Regions from separate parts of the Homo sapiens genome. Here region 1 is linked to region 2. Evidence: chromatin loops called from intact Hi-C (ENCODE). Cell type or tissue: IMR-90. All regions are shown on one strand. Region 1 overlaps CUBN (cubilin). Region 2 overlaps CUBN (cubilin).

The links. A loop is a pair of places that touch in the nucleus more often than their neighbours do. Peaks named below come from ENCODE experiments on the same cell type or tissue, not always from the same donor. Only the 100,000 strongest peaks of a DNase experiment are listed, where the experiment ranks them.
Region 1: a loop joins it to region 2, with 3 times the contacts of the local background. A loop is called at or near these places in 9 of 110 quality-filtered maps.

The regions. Positions count from the first base shown.
Region 1 is chr10:17,005,243-17,013,242 of GRCh38, forward strand. All of the region lies in intron 28 of CUBN (cubilin), which reads right to left. Among named protein-coding and RNA genes, the nearest start is that of CUBN, 120 kb to the right of the region's middle. RefSeq lists an enhancer at 1,588-1,882. In IMR-90, no CTCF peak of the experiment used is centred here; a DNase peak (open chromatin) is centred at 4,359; H3K27ac peaks cover 2,100 bases.
Region 2 is chr10:16,849,218-16,857,217 of GRCh38, forward strand. It overlaps CUBN (cubilin), which reads right to left. Exons shown (of 67, transcript NM_001081.4): 60 at 2,018-2,226. Among named protein-coding and RNA genes, the nearest start is that of RSU1, 36 kb to the left of the region's middle. RefSeq lists a silencer at 7,029-7,229. In IMR-90, a CTCF peak has its summit at 4,188; a DNase peak (open chromatin) is centred at 4,214.

The sequences.
Region 1 (8,000 bases), 160 kb after region 2:
TGTTTCTCACCTTTTGTTCATTATCAGCCCCCTAAGGAGATTGTTCGGACATTTTTTTCCAAATTCTCAACCATGAAAATTTAATACCACAAGTATATTGCATATCTGTTATGTACTGTATATCTTTATGCTTTATACATTAAAGAGTAAGAATTTCTTAATCCCCCTACCAAGAGCCAATTTTACCTCCTTGGAGTTGATACTGCCCCAATGGAGAATGCAGAGAATGTGTGGTCTAGCTGAAGGACTTGCTCTTTGCAAAACTTTTGTGCCCTCACACCTTGCTGCTTCTACTTAGAAAAGCCTTCCTCTCCCAGATATTTGTCTGATCAATTCTTGCCCATTCTTTAAAACTCAGTTCAAATGTCAAAGCTGCCTGGAGGTCTCTTTGAACTTCCGCAGGCTGTCCTAGCTATTTTTTTCTGTGTTCCCATGGCGTCCTGGATTATGTATATATTTCTACACTTGGTTTACCTGCCTTGCCTACTCTATGACTAACTCCCCAAAGTCAAGAATGTGATCTCCTTCCTTTCTGGTATGGGCTGAATTGTATCTCTGCCAAAATTCATATGTTGAAGTTCTAACTCCCAGACCTCAGAATGTGACTGTCCTCGGGGATAGGGCCTTTAAAAAGAGGCAATTAAGTTAAAATGAAGCTGAATGGACTGTAATCCAATCTGACTGGTGTCCTTATAAGGAGCAAATTTGGACACACAGAGCTATCAGGATGAACACACACAGAGAAAACACCATGTGAGGACACAGGGAAAAGGCAGCATCCGCAAGCCAAGGAGAGAGGCCTCAGGAGAAACCAACCCTGCCGACACCTTGACCTTGGACTTCCAGCCTCCAGGAGACAGCACACTTCTGCTGCTTAAGCCTCCCAATCTGTGGCATTTTTGTTACGACAGCCCAAGCAAATTAATACTCTCTATATTTAGACAACAAGCCCAAAATATGTGCTGGATGGTTGGTTGAATGAATGAAAAACTTCTTCTCAAAAAATATCTGCTGGCAGAGGTTATGTGTAATTGACATGTAAATAATCATGTAATTAACATGATTCACAGTTGTAGCTGCCTGTTCATTATAGGCTGGGTCCAGCAGATCTTCTCCTAGAGCCCAGCTTACTCACCCTCACACCCTAAGGCATTTTCTCTCACACAAGACAAGTGGATAACAGAATTACAAAAGATAAAACCTTTGTCTTTAAAGGGTGAACCTCCCAGAAATCGTACTACATGTACTCTAAGTCACAAAAGGAATAAAATTTTTGAATGAGAAGGAATTCCCCCGAAAGACCAGTGATAAACAAAGGCTAATGAAAGACCACTCGAGAGAAAGAGACCTGGAGCAAAGATCTAACTTTAAGAGAAACACTGCCGACCTCATGGCGGTTTTCTGCCAGTGCTCTAAAGATGTTTTTTAAAAGCCCTTTGGTACAGTGCCTCATGCCCACAGGTAGTCAAGAAGGCACTGGCTTACATCCAAACCGAGCCAGTCATAAAAGATGTTGACACGGTTTTTAAAATGTTCTCTTCTAATTTCTGAAACTTCTCAAGGCTTGAGAAATCTCCTTAATAGCTAAAAGGAAGATAAAATGGACCCAGCCCCCATTTGAGAGGCTGATGTCATCTATCTTCCCAAAGAAAAGGCCACTTTTTCCTTTGTGGAAATCCTGGGTGACATCACCTCCTGATCACATGCCCCTTAGCCCTGCTCCTGCAAGCTCCCAGCTGAAGGGTTCGCTCCCTTTGCAAATGTCACTCTCTCGCTCACAAAGCTCCTTGACCTTGTTTGTATGCTGGATTCCATCACTAAGTGAAAGAAGGCTTCTGGGAGCAACGACCAGAAGAGGCGAGGGGGTCTGTGCAGCTGGTTGGGAGGCCACTTTTCACACAGCCTGCGGAAACTTCTGTATTCCCCACCCCTATCCCCCACCCCCTCCCCCTGCAACCCAGATGGAGGCCTCCAAGGCTGAATTCAGCCGCTGGACAATGCTGTCAAGGCTGAATACCATGAACCGATTAGAGACAGGGCAACTGTGGCCATTTCTTTATTTCCAGGGTGGGGCCCTCTTTGAGGACCCGCATAAAAGGCCCTGCAATGTTACTTTGTCTCATGTCTGCATGGCCATGTTCAGAAAGAGCCCACAGATAAAGCCTCGTTGTAGATCCGTTTTCTTAAAGCCAATAGAAGGTTTGTGTCGTTCACAAAGAAGCATATTTTGTAAATGCGTTTGTGTATGAACTGGGGAAATGAATGAAGTGTGTAGGAACTCTTCCTCAGAAGCAGTGCTCAGGAAATGATGTCGCTGCCAAGTTTGAACTCTCTGCTTGGTGTTTGGAGATCGTACTGCACAGTTTAGAAAAGAGTCCAGTGGGGAGGGTGGGGCAGGGGGAAGGGATTGCAAGGTGATAGGATTCTGAGGAAAAGAGGCTAGGAGTTTAAAGCCACTTGACCTGGCCAGGGCACGAAGAGCAACTCCAGGACCAGCGTTAGCGGGGCTGTCCTGAGCCCTCCACCTGATTCTGAGAACATCCCTTGCGGGGCTGTGCAAGGAGAAGCCTTTCTAATTATTTTCCTTCTGATATGTTACACACACTCACACAAATGCATTTAAGAATGTTATGACCAGCTCAGTGGCTCATGCCTGTAATCCCAGCATTTTGAGAGGCCGAAGCAAGCAAATTGCTTAGCTCAGGAGTTTGAGACCAGCCTGGAAAACAGAGAAACCCTATCTCTACAAAAAATACAAAAGTTAACTGGGTGAAGTGGTGCACCCCTGTAGTCCCAGCTACTCAAGAGGATGAGGTGGGAGGATCACCTTATCAAAAGGCTGAGGCTGCAGTGAGCTGAGATTGCGCCACTGCACTCTAGCCTGGGAAATAGAATGACACCTCGTCTCAAAAAAAAAATTACAATTACACTTGAGCATTGAGAGTAATTTTTACATTTATTTAGCCCCATGGCTGTAGAGTCCCTGCCCGTGTGTGGTGTGTGTGTGTGTGTGTGTGTGTGTGTGGTGTGTCTCTTGAGCACTGAGAGTAATTTTTACATTTATTTAGTCCTGTGGCTGTAGAGTCCCTCCCCGTGTGTGTGTGTGTGTGTGGTGTGTGTGTGTGTCTTGAGCATTGAGAGTAATTTTTAAATTTATTTTGGCCCCATGGCTGCAGAATCCCTGCTCGTGTGTGTGTGTGTGTGTGTGTGTGTGTGTGTGTGCGCGCTTAGCCACATTATGTGCTTAGCTCTGCAGCCACCTTGGCAGCGCTGTTTCTCTTCGACTCAGTTCCATCCTCTTGACTTCTCAGGTCCCTCGGGCTCTCCCCACTCCCTCCTATCACAGGGTCTTTCTTCTACCTGGAATCCTTTTCCTTATCCTGCTTGCCTAGTTAACTCCTGCTTATTTTTTAGGTTTTGGTTCAGAGGTCTCATTTGCGTGGAGATCATCCCTGACCTCCTGCTGGGCCCAAGTCAGATGCCCTGTGTGTGCCCGCTTGGCACTACTCATGGTTTTGATTTTCTATTTATTTAAGTGTGTTTTTGCGTGATGTCTGCTTCTCCCACCTAGCCTAGCTCTGTAGAGTAGAAACCAGGCCTGCTGGTCTGAGTCACTCTGTGTCCCCCGTCTCAGCACAGTACCTGGCACAAAAGACATCCTTAGTGTCTGTGGAATGAACAAATGCGTGAATGATACATCATGATTTACGTCTTGCATTTAACTCCAATGGATCAAAAATGGCGGGACCTCTCCCATGGAAGAGCTCGCCCTCTCTGTGGGCTCCCCTTCTCAGGTTATCTCAAACTAAAGACCTACTTCAGATGCAGAGTATTGAACTCTGTGTACCTGTGGCATTGCATACCTGTAGAATATGATAGTCAATTTTGCACAGATCTAAATGACTAAAAATTCCTTTCCAGAAGTTTCCTCCCAAGTATAATTTACATATTGTGAGCAGCACAGAGTTAAAAAACAATTTTATATTTCGGTTCTGGTCCCAGCTGGCAACATTTTGTTGCATAACTCTGGCTCCAAGTTTCCAGCAACTGGGAGAAAGTTTTGAAATAGTAAACAGGAAAGCAGAATAGACAGAGGGTGCCTTTGACTCTCCCAAAGGAAGACAGATTCCAAGTAGAACTGGTAGAAAAAAATGTTCCCAACATAAAACTCAGAGATTTCACCAGAATATTCAGCACATTGGCTGGAAGAGCCCATTGATACAGTAATCTGGGCACAGCCTGCCATGACCGTTCAATCAAGCTCCTTAGAGTGGCCTTGGGCTAGTAAGGCTAGAACAGCCTGGAGGGGAGAGGAAGCAGCCACTTAGGAGAAAGTAATCAGCAAAATCACTGCCCTCCCAAACTCTCCATCCTGACTGTACGGATGAATCACTTAAGGAGCATTTAGAAATTAGCAATAGTCAGGGCCCCACTGCAGACCAACTGAATCCTGTCTCTGGATATTGGAACCCAGGCATGGGCACTTTTTAAAACTCCCAGGCAATTCCAATGGTGCATCTAGGACTGAGAACACTCTCCAGGGCCCTGAGCCCAGGCTTCCTGGTTAACATTTCTTACCTTCTACACTTCTGTCCCTGGGGGAAAGTTCTCTCTGCTTTAGATCTTGCTATTATCCTACTGTCATTAAAACAAACAGTACAATGTGCCCTTTCAACATCTCAGAAGGATTCTCCAGTCTCTAGGGATACTGTCTTTCTACCATCTCATTTCTCCAGTCTCAACACTTGCTCTCACCTTGTTCCTCAGAGCGGTCCATAGAGCAGCACCAGCAGCATTACCCGGGAGCTTGTTAGAAATGCAGATTCACGGGCCTTGCCCCAGACCCCATCCTCTATCCAACAAGATCCCCAGGGTTCATGTGCACAGGAGCATCTGGGTAGCACGTATGCTCTGGAGAATGCCCCAGCCCTTGAAATTCTGGGCCATTTCCCAGGATTCTCCTGACCTTTCTGTCTCTTTTCACACTGTCTCTAGTTAGAATCATGTGTTTCAGAATCACGGAATACTACAGATCATCTGTATTATAGAGATGAATCAATCCAATCCCTGCATTTAACGGATCCATGAGTTGACTTAGGTTGAATCTACCCACTTGGGCCAGGTGCAGTGGCTCACACCTGTAATCCCATCACTTTGGGAGGCCAAGGCAGGAGGACTGCTTGAGCTCAGAAGTTCAAGATCAGACTGGGCAACATAGCAAGACCTCAACTCTACTAAAAAAAAAAAAATGCCAGGTGCAGTGGTACACACCTGTAGTCTCAGCTACTCAAGAGGCTGAAGTGAGAGAATCACTTAAGCCTCAGAGCTCAAGGCTCCAGTGAGCTATGACCAGGACACTGCACTCCAGTTTGGATGACAGAGCAAGATCCTATCTTGATAAATAAATAAATAAATATATAAATATCTACTCACTTGATGAAGAGGAAGGTCCAGAACTTCTACAAGCTTAGTTATCACAACTCATTTACTTTGGGAATTCCTAATGTACGTTTCAAGCTGCAAGTAGCTCTGTGGATGACCACTGACTATTTTTAAATACTGAAAGCCCCATACATATTTTAACAGACATACACTCAGAGCCCAGTTTATAATCTCAGAACGCCTAGCACTCCTAAGTGTATAATAGGGCTATTCAGTTATAAGTAGCTCTGACATTCCTATAATGAGTGCACCAGAATGTGAACAATGTTAAGAGTCAACCACTGCACACATTCATGTGTGCTCAGCTAGAGCTCAGCCCTGATTTTGACAGCAGGGCCACAGCTTAGATGTCTATGCTTGGTTCCTGGTATAATCTTGGAACTCCACTTCTCTTTCCAGTTGATTGAAATACACCAATGAGCTCTAGCATCATGGTTGAGAACTACTGCTATGAGACCCACAAGCACTACATGTTCCAGGGCTAGATCACTCTAAGACAGTAGTGTGTCTGGAATTTATTCCTTCTGGTGGGTTCTTGGTCTCGCTGATTTCAAGAATGAAGCCACGGACCCTCACAGTGAGTGTTACAGTTCTTAAAGATGGTGTGTCCAGAGTTTGTTCAGATGTTCAGATGTGTCCGCAGTTTCGTCCTTCCAGTGGGTTCGTGGTCTCGCTGACTTTAGGAGTGAAGCTGCAGACCTTCACCATGAGTGTTACGGCCCTTAAAGGTAGTGCGGAGTTATTTGTTCCTCCCGGTGGGTTCGTGGTCTTGCTGACTTCAGGAATGAAGCCGCAAACCTTCACAGTGAGTGTTACAGCTCATAAAGGTAGTGTGAACCCAGAGTGAGCAGCAGCAAGATTTATTGTGAAGAGTGAGAGAACAAAGCTTCCACAGCGTGGAAGGGGACCCGAGCAGGTTGCCGCTGCTAGCTCGGGTGGCCAGCTTTTATTCCCTTATTTGGCCCTGCCCACGTCCTGCTGATTGGTCCATTTTACAGAGCACTGATTGGTCCATTTTACAGAGCGCAGATTGGTCCATTTTTACAGAGTGCTGATCGGTGCGTTTACAAACCTTTAGTTAGACACAGAGCGCAGATTGGTGTGTTTTTACAAAGTGCTGATTGGTGCATTTACAAACCTTTAGCTAGACACAGAGCGCTGATTGGTGCATTTACAAACCTTTAGCTAGACAGAAAAGTTCTCCAAGTCCCCACCTGACCCAGAAGCTCAGCTGGCTTCACCTCTTAATCCCCCCTCTAAACAGGACACCCCAACTGCTGCTGGGAATTGGGTGATGACCACTCTAGCTACTTCCCGCTGGATAGGGGCAAAGAAGGGGCCCTGAAGTTGTAGTGTCCTCCAGAGGGGAACTCTTTAGGCTAATGAAAGGGCCAGTGGGTCGGTCCAGGGGTCCTTGATAGAAGTTGTTAGTTGAGCTCATTTGGGGTTCCATTTGTAAGACCATCTGTAGCCTGATGGCCTTGATTCTAGAGGAAACAAATTTGACAAGGAGGTTAAAAATACAGGGCCCGAAGGCAAGTAATAGCAAGATGGCTGCCATGGGACCTAGAAAGGGGAGAAGCCATATTGCCCAACTCCAGAGGTTGGTATAAGAGTTTGAAAGGCATTGTCTGATATCAGAAGCTTTTTCCTGTAAATGCTGCGTGGCATCTCGTACTATCCCTGACTGGTTAGTGTAAAAGCAACACTCTTTCCCAAAGAAGGTGCAAAGTCCTCCTTTCTCAGCAGTGAGGAGGGTCTAGGCCTCAGCAGTTTTGGAGAGTCACTGCTGCCGAAGAGTCTATTTGGGATTGTAGTTACTATCCTTACTGGACAGATTTTGTTATTTCTTGCAAACTGTCTGAGAAATGCTTTGAGAGTGTGTGGTAGTAGGATAATGCATGTTACACTGTTAACTTTTAGCAAACTCTACGTTAGTAGAAAACCTTGTAAGTTTGGGATTTTAATTTTTCTTTGCTATTAATAAAACCTCATTCCATCCATATTAACTTAGAATTGGTATAGATGGCTCCTTCCTGATTCTGTAAGTACTTTAAGATTTGGCTGAGTGAAAACAACTTGCACATTTGAGCAGACCAATTATTGGGCAATTTTCCTAACTCTGCTTCCATAAGAGTTTCCTGAATACCCATTGTGTCTTTTTCCTTAATCACCTGGGAGGAACCATCTATATCCTGTCCTGAAGGGAGCTCCTCCTATGTCTGGTGGGACCTTTGTATGGTAATTAAGATTTAGATCCCCTGTTAGGAAACTTGCTGGGTTAAGGATGTTTGATAGGAATGCTATGGGTTGTCAGTGGCCTCAGTGCTTTCAGGTTATGCCCTTGTTTACACTGACAACAAGGTGGTATTGGAGTGTTACAGAGTTACAGAGAAGACCTTCAATTATCTATTATAGGTTTTAAATTTACCCTGGCTTTTAAAGGAATAGGGTACACTGTTTTTTCTTTACTACTTCTATCCCTTTCTCTCTCTTTGACTCCTTTGTCTCTTCCTCTCTTTCCTTCTCTGACTTTGTCTGTCTCTTCCTCTCTCTCT
Region 2 (8,000 bases):
CCCCTGCCCCTTGACTTCAGGGATACTACACTATTCCTGGTCTTCACATTTATCTTTTCATGACGCGTCTGTTCTTTTCCTGTGCCTTTTGCCTTCTCCAGTTGCCTCCCTGGGTACTTTTCCTGGAGCTGAGAGCCTGACTCTCTGAAATCTATGCTGACTCCCTCTAAGAAAGCATCCTTTCTCCTGATGGAAGGAAGGCTCTTTGCTGTGTCCTCTCTATTCGTGGAGCTGTCTTCTCACCGGAGCCCCGTTCCATTCTCTGCCCACTGCAGTCTCACTTGTCTGTCTTGCTCTCACCAAACCACACTGTTATTTTTCTGGCCTCCCAACCTTAGCCCCTTTCATAGTAAAAACAAAAGCATGTAACTAAGTGCTCAAATGGGTATTCCCTCCACAAATTTTCCTTCCTTTTCTTTTAAAATTATTTTCTCTAAAGTTTATTGCAATCCTAGAACTTAAGTTTCTCTTGCACCCCTCTTGCCATCACCGCCATGGCTGCACCCCTGATCCAGGTCTAAGACTGACCTTCTCACCTAGGAGGGACCTCTCTCTGGAGCCCTCCCAGCCTCCTCTCCTTCCAGTTCCCACAGCTGCTGATTTCAGGTTAGTCTTCCCTAGCTACTGCTGTTGTCACCTCACTCATTGGAAAACCTTCAACCACTCCTTATTTTCACCCGCACAGAGTCTAAAGTCATTAGTTTGACTTTCAGGATCCTTTGTAATCTCGGTATTTCTCTATGTAGGCCATCTTATTTCTTGCTACTCTTTAGCACTATTCTGCTTCAACACAGCCAGCCTCTTTACGCTTTCGAGAACATGCACGTATCAATTCCTATGCCTTTTTGAAAATGTTCACCTTGCCTGAATTCTCTCCTGACCTGAGTAAGTTTTCCCTCGCTCTATCAAGTCATTCTTGATCACACGAGTTTCATGAACTTTCTTTCCTTCTAAGCTTGCACATTGCTTCAAGCCTGCATCGAATGCATTCATTAGCGCTTAAATGCTGACTATCCTGAACTATGCATTCTTAATTTGCATGTGTCATCCCATAATTTTCTAATCAGACTTAAGCTCCTCATAAATACAAATCTTGCCATACTTTTTATTTTTCCCCTGAGAGTGCAGTAGTAAATACTGATTGATGCTACTTAACACTTGTAATCTGAACCTATATAACCTGATAGGTATAATAATTTAATATTAAAGTCATTAAAAATTGAACAGAAGTTTCTTGATTTACTTTTTTATTTTATTTATTTATTTATTTTTGAGACGGAGTCTTGCTCTGCTACCCAGGCTAGAGTGCAGTGGCGAGATCTCAGCTCACTGCAACCTCCACCTCCCGGGTTCAAGCGATTCTCCTGCCTCAGCCTCTGGAGCAGCTGGGACTACAGGCGCCCGCCGCCACACCCGGCTAATTTTTTGTGTCTTTAGTAGAAACAGGGTTTCACCATGTTGGCCAGGCTGGTCTCAAACTCCTGGCCTCAAGTGATCCTCCTGCCTCGGTGTCCCAAATTGCTGGAATTACAGGCATGAGCCACAGTGCCCAGCCTTTATTTACTTTTAATGGGATTTCAGAACCATTTTAATATCTAAACATAATGTGATAAGCAAATCTATAAGCCTAAGAAATAGACAAATTAAGAGGTGATTATTTGTGTCACTGACATTGTTTATTTTAGGATTTGCCAAAGGTCCTTTGAGTATCTCTCTCCAGAAAACCGACCTTCCTATAGATCGTCTTTTGCAAGACATTGATGAATAGGAGATTTAAATGCTAATGTTGGAAGCCAGTCACACAAAATATTTGAGTCACCCATATTAAAGATTAATTTGATATGAAGATAGAGCATCTATAATATTAAATGTAGCATCACTGAAGAAAAGGTCATTTTAAAAAGCAGTAGCACCTGTACTCAAAATTAGCAGGACTTCCTGTAACGATATAAACTGGAATACACTATATTAGAGTCTGGGATGAATAGACTCTGTTAAAAAAATAAAACAGCCTTACCTTTACATAATCATAAAGGCATCTTTGCCTAGTACTTGCTGCCTCCAGAGCAAATGTATTGAAGGTGAGGTGAATTACTTTGTTTACAGGTGCAATTATGATCCATACACAGTTTAAATTCTTGTCATACATTCCATTCGAATCAGAATCAGGAGAGGCAAAGGTATTATTCGAGCCTGTCAGATAACCACCACATCCTTGCTGAGGCCCTGCATTAAAACAAAGACATCACTATGCAGACCAAACAGAACCGACCTTACATTGTACATGGAGGGTTTTTAAAAAGAACATAGTTTCCATTTTCTGTCACACTCTGAGAACATGATCAGATCATTCCCTCCTGGGCTCCCTCCTTTCCTCCCTCCCTCTTTTCTTTTCTTTCTTCCTTCCCCCCACCCGCCCCATCTCTCCCTCCTTCCCTCCCTCTATCTTTCCCTCCCTCACTCTATCTTTCCCTCCCTCCCTCTATCTTTCCTTCCCTCCATCTTTCCCTCCCTCCCTCTATCTTTCCCTCCCTCACTCTGTCTTTCCCTCCCTCACTCTCTTTCCCTCTCTCCCTCCATCTTTCCCTCCCTCCCTCTATATTTCCCTCCCTCACTCTGTCTTTCCCTCCCTCACTCTCTTTCCCTCTCTCCCTCTATCTTTCCCTCCCTCCATCTTTCCCTCCCTGACTCTATCTTTCCCTCCCTCCCTCTATCTTTCCCTCCCTCCATCTTTCCCTCCCTCAATCTTTCCCTCCCTCCCTCTATCTTTCCCTCCCTCCCTCTATCTTTGCCTCCCTCACTCTATCTTTCCCTCCCTCCCTCTATCTTTCCCTCCCTCCATCTTTCCCTCCCTCCATCATCTTTCCCTCCCTCCCTCTATCTTTCCCTCCCTCCCTCCATCTTTCCCTCCCTCCATCTTTCCCTCCCTCACTCTATCTTTCCCTCCCTCCCTCTATCTTTCCCTCCCTCCCTCCCTCTATCTTTCCCTTCCTCACTCTATCTTTCCCTCCCTCCATCTTTCCATCCCTCCCTCTATCTTTCCCTCCCTCCCTCCATCTTTCCCTTCCTCACTCTATCTTTCCCTCCCTCCATCTTTCCATCCCTCCCTCCATCTTTCCCTCCCTCCCTCTATCTTTCCCTCCCTCCCTCTATCTTTGCCTCCCTCACTCTATCTTTCCCTCCCTCCATCTTTCCCTCCCTCACTCTATCTTTCCATCCCTCCCTCTATCTTTCCCTCCCTCCCTCCCTCTATCTTTCCCTCCCTCACTCTATCTTTGCCTCCCTCAGTCTATCTTTCCCTTCCTCACTCTATCTTTGCCTCCCTCGCTCTTTGCTTCCATAGCAGAGCCTTCAGGTGTCTCCTTCTTATTCACGGAGTTGCTGAAAGAAGTGGGAAAACACATAGGGTTCTACAGACGTTTTTGGGATTGCTGATGTGATTTATTGAAGATTTTCCTGGCCTTGAAAAATCCAGTTTTATACAAAATCAAGTACTTTGCATAATAAAGCTGGTGGAAAATGTGCATATGTTTTACTTTTATGTTCCGCTTTCATGAACACTGTCAGACTGAAAACTGAATTTATGAAGAATTTACCCAACAAACCAAGAAAATTGCTGCCAACAAATCTTTTATTTACACAGTGTGATAGAAAGAGGCTGAGAGGCATTTAACACTGCAGTCCAGTTTATATTCAGCCACACTCTATATTTAACTTTTTCTTTTCCAAAACATGAGAAGCTAAAGGAAAAAATCTTTATAGAAGAAAAAGGCCTTCTTTCAGATAAAAATTTTATAATTCAGAATAAAAATACAAAGGAGAGATAAAGAATAATCTCAAGATGATTAAACGGTCTACCATAAAAGAATACAAAAAAACAATCCTCAGAACATAAGATTTAGTTTTGTCTACTCCATGGCCTAAGCAGACAGCTCAGAAATGATTTAAGAAGAGCATAAAGGGATGAACAATTTATTGACAATTTTGAAAGAAATGGTGAAATAAGCTCAAAATAGCCCTAGTAGGAACAGGGATTAAACTGGTGCTGAAATTAATGTCTATAAAGCTTGTATTCTACACAAATATAGGTCATGGCTAGTTCCAAAGTTAAACTTCGCTGGGATTGGCCTTCAGTCTATTTTTCTCATTCCATTTTCTGCTCACGGTGAAAAGACTGCTTTCAACATTAGGGGGTGCTAAGATTTTGTACTTGGACCTTGGCAGTAAACATGAACAATGGTGGCTCTCCTGAACCCTGTCTGTAAATCCAATGGATAGATAGCAAACGTGCAGGGTGATTTTTGTTACAGGCACATTACTTAGTAGGTCAGGCTTGGCCTGTCCATAGCTTCTAAGTCAGGCGAAACTATAGAGTATTTGCATAGTCAGACATTTCCCAAAGTTGAAATGCTTCCAAAGGCCCAGTCCCTGATATATTCACAGAGGTCATATAGGACAAAATTATTCTGAAACGTAAGCAATACGCAGTGCTTCACCACATGTTGCTAATGATTCTGCTAATCTGAAATGGGCCTGCAAACTCAAGAGAGGGTTGGAGTTTGTGGAGTTTGAGCAGCTTTGATTCCAGTGTGAACTGACTGTTACTTAAGGAAACCACTTAAGCTTATTGGCATGCGTAGCACAGAAGAACGATGACTGAGGGTATGAATGGATTGATAAATTTATTTATTACATATTGTTTCAATATTCAAGAAAGTATATTTAGTATTTAAGTAGAAAAAGATAAGTGATAGTCCATTAGTAGTAAGACATAGATAAATAATGATGACGCAATTTAGAAAATGATAGGTTCAGTAAAAGAGGCAGAAACGTCTTACAGTTTTGCAAAAAGATGAAGATTACTTTGGGCTATGAGGATCTCAACTGTTCCAAGGAGGAGGTGATTTGGATCTGGGTCTTGAAGCATAAATAGAATAAAACCATGTAGAAATGGAATTGGCATTGGCAATTCCAGCCTGAAAGAATCTCTTGATCCAAGGCTAAATGGGCAAGAATTTACATTATATGCATGGGCAAGCATAACTCTGAGAAAAGAATAGGGCACATGAAGGAGAATAATGAGAATTAGGATTGGGAAAACAGGATGGGGTCTTCTACAGAGGGCCTTCAATGCTGGATTATACAGAGTTTGGCTGTCAGACTGTGTTCTTTGGCTAATGGGATTCAGTTGAAAGATTTTTAATCAAATAAGTGGTAGAATCAGGATGCACTTGCTAATCAAGTCTGATCTAAAAATTGATCCAGAACCAGCATTTTACATGCAAGGGAACGAGACTGAAGGAGATGAGACCAGGTGAAAGGACATTGCTGTGGTGAGGGCTGCAGGTAGGAGCACTGAAGAGTTGGAGGTAGGTAGACAGGAAAATGCTGTTGCTGGGCATTATTCTATTAATCATCAGCTTCAAAAACTAAATGTTATTTTTAAACATTCAAGCTATATTTATCACTACTTGTTTATTAACTGTTACTAATAAGTTCATAAGGGCAAGATGGCAATTGTACTTGGGCCCAGTGAATGCCATTACACACACTTATTATGTAGTACTACTGCTATGACTAATGCCATAAAGCAGCACACCCACATTCCAGGGAACCCCAGAACAAGCATCCTTAAATCACTGATGTGTTTGCCATGGATTGAGTGGTAAATTGGCTGATCCATCCTCCCTCCTTTCCTTCCTTCCTTCCTTCCTTCCTCCCTCCCTCCCTCCCTTCCTCTCTTCCTCCCTCACTCCTTCTTTTTTCTTCCTTTCCTTTCCTTTTTTCTCTCTCTCTCTTTCTCTCTCTCTCTTTCTCTCTATCTCTCTTCCCCTCCCCTCCCCTCCTCTCTCCTCCCCTCCCCTCCCCTCCCTCCCTCCTTCCCTTCCTTCCTTCCTTCCTTCCTTTCTTCTAGATGAGGACTTGCTATGATGCCCAGGCTGGTCTCGTATTCTTGGGGTCAAGCAAATCCTTCCACCTCAGCCTCTTGAATAGCTGGGATTACAGGTGCATGCCACCATGCCCAGCTTAACTGGCTGATTTTTAATTCTTCAGTATCTCTCTTTGCACTGCACTAAAATGGAGAGTATATTTTTCTGTGCACTTGATGTTAGGCTTAGCCCTACGACTTGCTTTAGAATGAGTGTTAGTGGTCATGAAGCAGCCAGAGGCCTTAAACGTGCTTACGTTTTGTTCTTGTTTTTATTGTTGTCTAGGACTTTGTGCTCCTGTGATCCACTAAGATATCATGTGCTGAGTAACTGCTGGTTCAAAGAAAAAGTGGATTCATGTGGAGCAGACTTGAACCCAGACTCAACTTTACAGCCAACTACAGCCAACCCGCAGCTTGGAACGGAGGCAGGCAAGCTAGTCCGTGGACCCATAAGTGATAAAAACAAATGCTTTCATTATAAGACACTGAATTTTGGATGGTTTGTTAAGTAGCACTGTCATGGTAATAGCAGACTAATACACACAACTAATATTAATAGCTTGTTTGAGCTATCAAACTATAATAGAGCTCATTGTTCAATTCACAAAATATACACACAGAATAAAGAACATGGAGAAAAATATCATGAGATAATCCTGGCCAAAATAATCAAATATTTGAAGTGAATATCATATTACATGAGTGAACAGTTATTTGTGTAGTGCAGGGAATAGCAATTGCTCTAATTCCCCCTCTTTAGTGCTTAAATATAGCAAAACTGCTCCATGCAAAATGAAATGTAAGTGTATATGTCTTTGAGAAAACGTAATGATCAATATTAACAAAAGAAGGGTTCTTTCCCAAAAGGAGCTATTGCCACATTGCTCTTTCTGTGTTTCAATGGTGGGGGAATATAAACAAGGGCGACCTCTGTGACTATGCAATAGAGTCCCACGCATCAGAAAGTCATATATATTTACCATACTGATATTTTGAAATTGCATTTTTTAATGTATAAGCCATCTTAACCTTGATATGTTTAGCATCACCAATCCATCATTTCCTCATTACTACACATTTTGGGGCCACCTAGACAGCTCTCATCCATCAGCACCTGCCTCATCAATCAGGTGTGTCAGTCACTCTCTGATGACACACCCTGCGTCCAAGAACAAACGTCACTCTTTCTTCCCTGAATTGGAAATATCTCTCTCACACAAAAGAGCCATTTCTTCAGAGAAAATACATGTTTTGGCTAAAGAAATATTGGAAATATAACCCCATAATAAGGAGTGAGATCCAGGTCTAAATCTACTTAATTAAAAATCGGTAACCGAATCCTGAATTATTACCTTCCAATGACTAAACCTCAGAGTGAAGCTTAAGCCAAGATCAATCTGATAAGGGAAAAAATAGTTACATTCTCTTGGATAAAACATCTCGAAGGCTTCAGTGGAGTTAGATACATTTTTAAATCATTATTTGGAGAATTGACATTTTTGTGGCTCACATTCTATACGGCTGACATTTTCCTGAGGTTGTCTGGATAGTATCTCTGCCTGTCTCTGGTTGACCACTACTGAGAAGGTGCACAGTGTGCTGTACGAGCAGATACAGACTGGCTTGACTTCAGGCCCTCTCCTGTTTCCAGCAAGCCATCTGTGGCTTTAGGCTGCAGCTGAAGGAAGCTTTACTGGAAACTACAGGAAGCAGAATACAAAGACATTTAAAGCTGGTGCCTTAGGGAAATTCGAGCACACCTAGACAGCTTCCTTTCTACCACCCAGGGATGCAGGGCTAGAAATGCATTATCCTTTTTTGGAATCAGCCTTACTGTAATTTATAAAGCTGCAGATACACAATTGCTCCAAAGCAGTGTATTCATGTAAAAACATTCTACTAGGTTTCAGACGAACCTGTTTTGTCTTTTTCTCTAAAAGTAAACAGTGTTTATTATTTTACTCCCTAATCTCCAATGTGTACAATACTTCAGGTATAATATTTATGTTTTACAAGAAAAAAGTTAGTAGTTTTTGTAATGAGGTTTTTTATTGTTTTGTTTGTTTTT